Regions from separate parts of the Mus musculus genome. Here region 1 is linked to region 2. A link is a contact called in ENCODE Hi-C or POLR2A ChIA-PET data. All regions are on one chromosome and are shown on one strand. The core of a region is the stretch at or near the end of the contact, and the rest is flanking DNA. Distances in the headings are between cores, read along the strand shown.

Region 1 (4,008 bases), core at 1,196-3,695, 53 kb after region 2:
AATTAATATACTTTTATAGCATATTCTCCAACATAGTTTTTTTATTTTTATAAAATATGCCATTATAAGTAAAGACAATTCTATTTTTGGAGGACAACTATATTTTTCTTCTGTGGTATATCAAGTGTGTGTGTGTGTTTAACTTATTTAACGGAGAGCCTCATTAGGTCAGACTGGCTTGGAATTCATAATTCCTGTGTCTATCTTTCACATACAGGAATTACAGGTTTATTAGTCAAGGTTCTCTAGAGGCACAGAACTTATAGAATGAATCTCTATCTATCTATCTATCTATCTATCTATCTATCTATCTACCATCTATCAGTGATTCATTAGAATAGCTTACAGGCTGTGATCCAGCAAGCCCAACAATTGCTGTCTACCAATGCAAGATCTAAGAATCCAGTAGTAGTTCAGACCATAAGGCTGGATGTCTCAGCTGGTCTTCGGTATTCACCAGAGTCCCAAAGAAGTAGGCTTTAATTCCAAGAAGAAATGGATGTGCCAGCGAAAGCAAGAACAAACAGGAAGGGGGCAAAAGCTGCTTTCTTCCTGCATACAGGTTGCCAGCAGAAGCTGTGGCCCAGAGTCTCACCTCAGAACATTGAGATTAGAAGTGTGTCTTCTTCCCACTGCCAATGACTTAATTCATAAACAAAACCAAAATCCCTCACATGTGTACCTAGCCACTTTGGTTCCCGATGTAGTCAAGCCGGCTACCAAGAATAGCCAAATACAATAGGTATCCATCATGCCTGGCTTATGAGGTATGATTTAAGGCTAAAACTCTGTGTCTCCTTACAAAATAATATAGGAGGGTCTGGATATCTGTCTCTTTCTCCATGCATAGACCACATAATGGCACTAGTCTTTATAGAAATTGTATCAACTTATCCTCCAATACATGGTTTATAGAGGTACTTGTTTCCATGCACCCTGATCAAGAGTACTCTTGTAATAAAAAAGTTAAGTCTGATAGAACCAAATATGTACCTACTTTTACCAGTTTACGTGAGGTTCAAAGTCATCCAGAGAGTTTGGCTGGAGTGGTGATGGAGGGAGAAAGTGGTGATGGGGGGGGGGTACGGGGGGACAGAAGATTTGAGCACTGGAATTGTTAGCACATTTCACAATGTTAAAGTATGATCTTTGAACCTCAGGTCGGTCTATATTATATAACGTTTCAGTCACAGTGGGTAACACTTAGGGAGATTTACAGTGAGATATTTTACCCATCACTCCCAAGTGAGAAAGGACCAGAGGGTCTCCTCCTCCTGTCCATGTTCAGGCCACTCTCACACTTCACCTTGAGCTGGTCTAAAGACTGCTGGGTCCTTGGAAGGGAGAGCAGTTTTTCTTAGGCCATGTGACCTTGGGCATATCCAGCACTTTAACTAGCGATGATCCAGCACCATCATCTGTGGTTTTCTGTGGAATTAAATCAAAGCATCCTCTTAATTTTTTTGTAGACCTTAGCTGCTACAAAAGATCACAGGAGGAGAATCCCACCCAGAAGCTCACCAGTAAGTGAGGTCAAAAAAAAAAACAATTAAAAATTACTTAGAAACATCTACACTGCCCATGATTGCAGACACACTGGTGAGGCACATGAACACACTGAAGTAGAGGTAGAGCAAACATTCTCAATGGAATTGCAGCACATTTTCACTTCCTCTGCCACGTGTACAACTCTGTCTGAAAAGTACTAGACAACGAAGTTCTTCTATGATTTTATATTGGCAAGGCAGAGACCTCTCTGGACCTCTTGATTTATCCAGCGGGTGTAACTCGGATCATCAAGATTCCGTCCACACAGATGAAAATCTGAAAAATAGTTTTCAGGTCTGCTCTGCTTAAAATATCCCAGGAATGCTGTGTTGGCCTGTGGGACACACCAGGACAGAGATTCTAGGAGATCCTCTGGAAACAAAAGGCTAGTGAGCTGGGACTTTAGTCAACGTCTTCGAAAAGCAAGCGTTAGAACAATTACGGAAAGTTACATTGTTATTAAAATCCGGATTGTTACTTTGTTGTTACTTTTAAACTTTGAAAGAGTTACAAAAAGCTGCAGCTATTTTTAAGGTTCCAGGTCCAAAAGTTGAGCACCCCTTCATTCCTCCCAACCCCCAAATTAAAAACATCAATACGGTATCTCCAGTCTGGATCAACACAAAACCTAAGTCCATTTCTTTTCCTGAACAGTTTACTGGGGCTGCAAAAGACCCCATCTGGCTTCGCCTAGCATTAATAACTAAACAGGCAGACAAGACTGAAGCACTTTAGTGACTGAATAAAGAGCCTGCCTAGAATGTAAGCTCTGTACGGCCAGGGACATCACCAGCTCTCACTTTAAACCGCAGCACACAAAGGATTTGTGGGTACAGACTCGAACCCCAAGCCTTGGAGTCGCAGAGACCCAGCTCCAAGCGCAGCCCGGGAGTCACGTGACGCGCGCTCCGCTCGCCCCGCCCCCTTCAACCCCGGAGGTCGCGCCAATCCAGGGATCGTGCAAGTGGGCCCGGCCGCTCCGATTGTCACTGACTGAGCCTGTCGCCTCATCCCGGTCCCCAGCTCCACGCGCCAGGTCGCCAGCCAGCAAGGCGTCCCGAGCCCTCGACGTCCTGCCCCGCGGCCTGCGTTCTGACGCGGGGCGGTCCGAGGGAGCCGGGCGGAGCCTCCCCGCGCCGTGCGGCGTGCTGACGCGAGCGGCGAGCGGGGCGGGCCGGCCTCGGCTCCTCCCGCCGCGGGCCCACTGGCCGCCCGCCTCCCCCACCCTCGGCCGGTCAGCGTCCCAGACTGCGTCGCGCAGCATCGCGTCGGCCCGGCCCGGCCCGGCCCCCGGGCAGATGCCCCGAGTTGCCGCTGTCGCCGCCGCCGACTCGGCCGGTGGCGGTGTGGGAGGTGGGCGCCTGGCCCGGGGCCGCCGAGCGTGACAGACACGGCCGGGGCCGCCGGGGGGCTGTCGGGGCCGCGCGCGGACCATGTATTTCCTGAGCGGCTGGCCCAAGAGGCTGCTCTGCGCGCCGCGGAGCCCGGCCGAGGCGCCGCTCCACGTCCAGTCTGACCCTCGGAGAGCGTTCTTCGCCGTGCTGGCCCCGGCCCGCCTCAGCATCTGGTACAGCCGAGTAAGTAGGCGCCGGCGTCCCGACTTCCCCCGAGCGGCCCCTGTCCGGTCCCGACTTCCCCAGAGAGGCCCGGATCTAGTCCCGATTCTCCCCGAGCGACCCTGGCCCCGTCCCGACTCCCTCCGAACGACCACCGTCCGGTCCCAACTAACCCCGGGCGAACCCAGAACCATCCTGATCACCCTCCCTATAGTGACCCTGGAACTGGCGCGACTGCCGCCGAGCGACCCCGGACCGGTCCCGACTTCCCCCGAGCGACCCCGGCCAGTCCCGACTCCCTCCGAGGGAGCGACGGCGGTCCCGTCCCAACTAACTACCCCCGAGCGACCCCAGCCGGTCCCGACTTACCCCGAGCGACCCTCGCTCTCGAGTTGGAGCCGCGCGCGGACAGTCTCCACTGCACCCCAGTCCCCGCGTGGCACCCACAGCCGCGCGCCAGGCCTGGAGCTCCCTGGCGGAGCCCAGACTTGCCTGCCTCTCTGCCCCCATTGCCGCCGAGCCAATCTGTTGGAGCGTCCCCCAGCACTCCGGCAGCTGTGGCGTCCCCGCTCCCCCACCCCCCACCCCTGCTTTAAAGGTTGTTGTTTAGTGGAGTTCCGGAAAGCCTGTTGGTCTTTACCAAGTGTCAGAATTTACAGTCCTGTGGTAATTGATTTCTGAAAACTTAAAGACTTGTTGGGTTTGAGTGTAGATATCTGGTAACTTTAGCTCCGGGTCTCCCCCACACATCACGGACTCCAGTCCTTTTCTTGGCTGCTCTTGGACTCTGGAGAGCTCTGCTGGGATGGTTGGAGAGTCGGGGAGCTCACGTCTGTCCGCGCCGCACCTGGAAATTATTATTTCCAGGCTTAGAAAGAGCATGGGGTCAGAATTCTTTGCTTTC
Region 2 (4,337 bases), core at 1,051-3,550:
GGTTGGGTGTAATATATAAGAAAAGAACAAAATTTTTAAATTATGTAAAAAAAAAAAAAACCAGGAATACATTATGGGACTATGAGCTGTCAGCAATGAAGCAGGAGCAATGACGTCTTTTGATGGCGTTGGCAGGCTCACAGCTAGAACCAGCGCAAGAGACAGGATGTGCTGTGGTTGTCAGAAGGGAGGGTTCCACACTCCTGCAGGCTGGTTGAGTGGAAGGCGTAGGGCTTCAAATCAGGGCTTCTGGGACCCGCATAGGCTTGGGTGTAGAGCGAAGAAAGGCCTTGTGCACACAGATAAGCACTGAAGAAGCCAGGAAAGGTAAACACACGGCTTGCCTCTTCGATGGAATGAGGTGTGCAGATAGATGCTCTTCCTGGAACGCCAGGAATGATGGAGTTTTATAACCTGGCGATCCCTTGCTGTCTGATGAGACAGGCTCTGCTCGTATCTCCCAGACTTCATTTCTTCCAGACAATACCCTCCCCCTTCAAACCTTGAGTAATGACTTTTAGACCACAAAACCCATCCTCATGTGGGATGTCACCTGTGCTATCTTAGGGCCAGGCCAATGCTGACACCCACAGGCCTTATGTTTACCTCGGCCATTCTTACCTAGACCCTAAATCTCGGGCACTGTCTCTGAGTCAACAGTACCTATTCCTGTGAAAGAAGCCAGATGTGTTTTGTAAAGAATCTCAGTGTAAGCATGGCTTAAATTATTATATACTCGGGACTGAGTTCATTGTTCTCTGAATACTTTTTTTTTTTAAATTGTGCTGTGCTTAAATATGGCTAAAGTAAAATGATCTGGGACAGACTCTAGAAATCCTGGTTCATCACCCGCTACAATCAAATCAGCCTGAACCAGGTTTTCCTCTTGCCTCACCCTGATCATTTTTTCCTTGCCTGGTATAAAGCTTGCAGGGGAATGGCCACACGTGAGTTATGTGGGACAAATGGAATGTTTACCTTTCTTGGTAAGATCCCCTTCTTTTATGGTTTAGCACTCATGTGATGTGGCACTTGAGTTGACCAAAATGATATAGAGCAATCAGAAGACTTTGAAATACCTCTGTGTCAGAAGCTTGGCATGTTCAAGCTGCTGTGTATAGCACCACAATTCCAAACCCACCAGTTATGAAAACTGTTAGTGTTCTGTCTAAGCTCCTCTCCACAGTTACCTGGCAACAGCTAGGTAGGCCTGATCCACTATAAAAGGGGCTTCTTGCCCTCTCCTCTCTCTGTTGCTCCTCTCTTACTCTTACTCTCTTGATCTTGCTCTGTCCTCTTGTCACTTCTCCCCCCTCCCCCTCTCCCTCCACATGCTCATGACCAGCCTCCTCTCTCTCTCTCTCTCTCTCTCTCTCTCTCTCTCTCTCTCTCTCTGCCTTTCTCTGACTCTACTACCCTCTTTTTTTTTTGTTTTTTGTTTTGTTTTATTTTTGTTTTGTTTTTTGAGACAGGGTTTCTCTGTATACCCTTGGCTGTCCTGGAACTCACTTTGTAGACCAGGTTGGCCTCGAACTCAGAAATCTGCCTGCCTCTGCCTCCCATGTGCTGGGATTAAAAGTGTGCGCCACCACGCCCAGCCTCTACTACCCTCTTAACTCCCCTGACCATGCCCCAAATAAACTCTATTTTATACTATACTGTCCTGTGGCTGGTCCCTCAGGGGGAAGGGATGCCTCAGCATGGGCCCTCAGAGGCACTGCTTTCCCCCATACCTGACTACATCTCCATAGAACATATCCCCCCTCTCCTTATCTTTTTATAAACACATCAAAAACAACCCCAGGAAGCCTTTGTCTCATCCGTAAGAGATAGCAATCCTCAGTACAAAATTCGATGGAAAAGAATGAACATGGGCTCTCAGACTTTTTCCCACGCCTACCAGCAATTGATCTGAAAGCAATTACTGTAGGCCCACAGCCTGGGTACAGAGCCATGGGACAAACTCGGGAAGTTCCACACTGAGGTCTGATTACAACTGAGCTCTGAATCAGCAATTAGATTTTCTTGACCCAGCAAATTTTCTCATCCGCCTTGGCGAGCCTGATTAAAATACCCATTTCTTCAGAAACGAAAATCCCAATTCCTATAAAATGATATCCTTGACCCGGAGGCACCTGCTTGTGTAGGTCCGATAGGCTCAGTGTCTTTCTTCAGTGGGACTCCTTCAAGTACTCAGGACAGGGAAGACGTGGGAGGGGCCTGAGAGCAGAGGTGACAAACTCTGGTCTCCAGCAAGCAAGCATGTGATGAAAGGAGGGGAGGAGGCCTGAGGTGACCAGACAGGGCTTGGGCAACCTGCCAGCTCAACTCTAACTCTCCACTGGCAAGAAGACAGACATGGAGGTGTTTATGGAATGTCTGCTAGTTATTAAATGCTAGATAAAAAATTACCAGATTAGCCAACTCACACACTGGGGACCTATTTATAGCTTCATGGCTAGAAGTAAACAAACCGCTAACAGCGAGGCCCGAGGCATGGATCATTTAGGGTAGAGACATATTTGAGAACACCAAGAACACATAATCTCCTGAATGTCTCATCCTCTCGCATGCCCACGTGCTCTGCGGTATTAGAACGTCTTTGTTGAGTCAACATGATCATGAGTATTTTGGTTTTTTGTTTTTTAATTATTTTTCTTTTATTTACTTTTTTTTTTTTTTTTTTTTGATCATGAGTATTTTGTAACAGACATTTAACCATATAATCAGAAATGTCTCAGGCCTCCTTATCTGACATTCTGACAGTGAAGTAACTGGCAGAGAAATGAGATAGCTGGGAAACCTGGTACCTGTTGTCCTGGGGCCAGGGTCTCTCCAGAGAAACAGAGCCTGGAGTGGGGGAGGGGAAAGCAGCAGAGGGAAAGAGACAGGTAGATTCATTTTAAAGGGTCAGTGCCCATGACTGTGGGGAGAGTGAGGCTGACCTTTGTGCAGTAGGCCAGCAGGTCGAAACAGAGGCAGAGTTTCCATATCACATTCTCCAGGCAGGGTTTCTTCATCTCTAGGAATTTGTTCTCAAGGTCTCACCTGATTAGAAGGAAGCTATATTGGCATATAAGCTATGTAGAATTTAGCTGATACAACACATTAATTATAACTGTAAAGCGCATGGCAACATCAAGACTAGCATTTGATAAGATTGTGGGCCCTGTAGCCTATCCAAGTAGATATGACAAATGAACCAAGAGATGAGGGAGCAGCCATCTTGGCCATGCACTTGGCTGAGAGCATAGAGTAGGCCAGCTTGTTGGAACTGCCAAAGCCTTTAAAAACAGAAGTAAAGGGCCTGGAGAGAGCTCTGTGGTTAAGAGGGTTTGCAGCTCTTGCAGAGGACCTAAGTTCAGTTCCCATTGTCTCTCTCACTGCTGCCTGTAACTCCTGCTCCAGGGCATCTGACACCCTATGAAGTGTTTCATTATAGTATAGCTGTCTGGGGTCCATAGGGTGGGTGTTGGGTAGGGGTCCTAAAGTAGTGCTGGAGAGAAACTTAGAGTGGGGAAATGGGAGGGTGTATCATGAAAGGCTTTGAACCCTGCTGGTCCCGATACATAGATTACTATTTTTTTTAAAGGTGGTTTCTCTCTCCAGTCTACTTTGAGAGGTTATATGTATGTTCTAGTCAATGATTTATTTATTTTTCCTGTTTGTGGTCTCTTCTTCCCAGATCTGGACCTGCGGTCTTGGGAGTTGGAAGGATCTGATGGGAAACCCTCAAGAGACTTCTGGACTCAAAGTGAGAATCTTGCAGGACCTGCCATTTGCACTTTTGAACCCTTTGGACGGTGACCCAGGGCTCCGAAGAGGAGCTTGTAAGACTGACAATCTTCCCTCTGTCTCAAGACTCTCTGAACAGCAAGACCCCAATGGCACTTTAGACTTACCCCTGGGATCCTGGACCCCAGTGAGGGCCTAAGGCTCCTAATGACTTTCAGGGTGAGAACAAAAGGAATTGCTCTCCGCCCCACCCCCACCTCCTGCTTTCCGCAGGGAGACATGGAAATTCCCAGTTACTAAAATAGATTGTCAATAGAGTTATTTATAGCCCTCATTTCCTCCGGGGACTTGGAAGCTTCAGACAGGGTTTTTCATAAACAAAGTCATAACTGATGTGTTTTACAGCATCCTAGAATCCTGGCAGCCTCTGAAGTTCTAATTAACTGGAAGCATTTAAGCAACACGTTAAGTACCCCCACTGTGGTATTTGTTTCTACTTTTCTGTTTTTAAAGTGTGAGTCACAAGGTAATTGTTGTAACCTGTGATATCACTGTTTCTTGTGTCTCTTCTTTCAACTACATCTTTTAAAACAAAACGGTGT

Evidence for each region. A loop is a pair of places that touch in the nucleus more often than their neighbours do. ChIA-PET counts read pairs that join two places held with the same protein, here RNA polymerase II (POLR2A).
Region 1: POLR2A ChIA-PET joins it to region 2 with 10 read pairs in Patski. The contact joins the promoter of A930007I19Rik here to the enhancer-like site in region 2. A Hi-C loop is called at or near these places in 1 of 37 maps with a recorded cell type or tissue (T-helper 17 cell). POLR2A ChIA-PET finds 5 or more read pairs at or near these places in 1 of 5 experiments (Patski).

What each region holds. Positions count from the first base shown.
Region 1 is chr19:29,519,542-29,523,549 of GRCm38, forward strand. It overlaps A930007I19Rik (RIKEN cDNA A930007I19 gene), which reads right to left and starts at 2,446. Exons shown (of 4, transcript NR_015567.3): 1 at 2,349-2,446; 2 at 1,307-1,428. Ric1 (RAB6A GEF complex partner 1) reads left to right here and starts at 2,741. Exons shown (of 26, transcript NM_001081319.1): 1 at 2,741-3,125. The coding sequence starts at 2,982.
Region 2 is chr19:29,466,831-29,471,167 of GRCm38, forward strand. Pdcd1lg2 (programmed cell death 1 ligand 2) reads left to right here. Exons shown (of 6, transcript NM_021396.2): 6 at 3,686-4,337. Among named protein-coding and RNA genes, the nearest start is that of A930007I19Rik, 53 kb to the right of the region's middle. Within about 2 kb of position 2,301, at least 2 of the 3 ENCODE cell types and tissues checked have a DNase peak (open chromatin) inside an H3K27ac peak, as active enhancers do.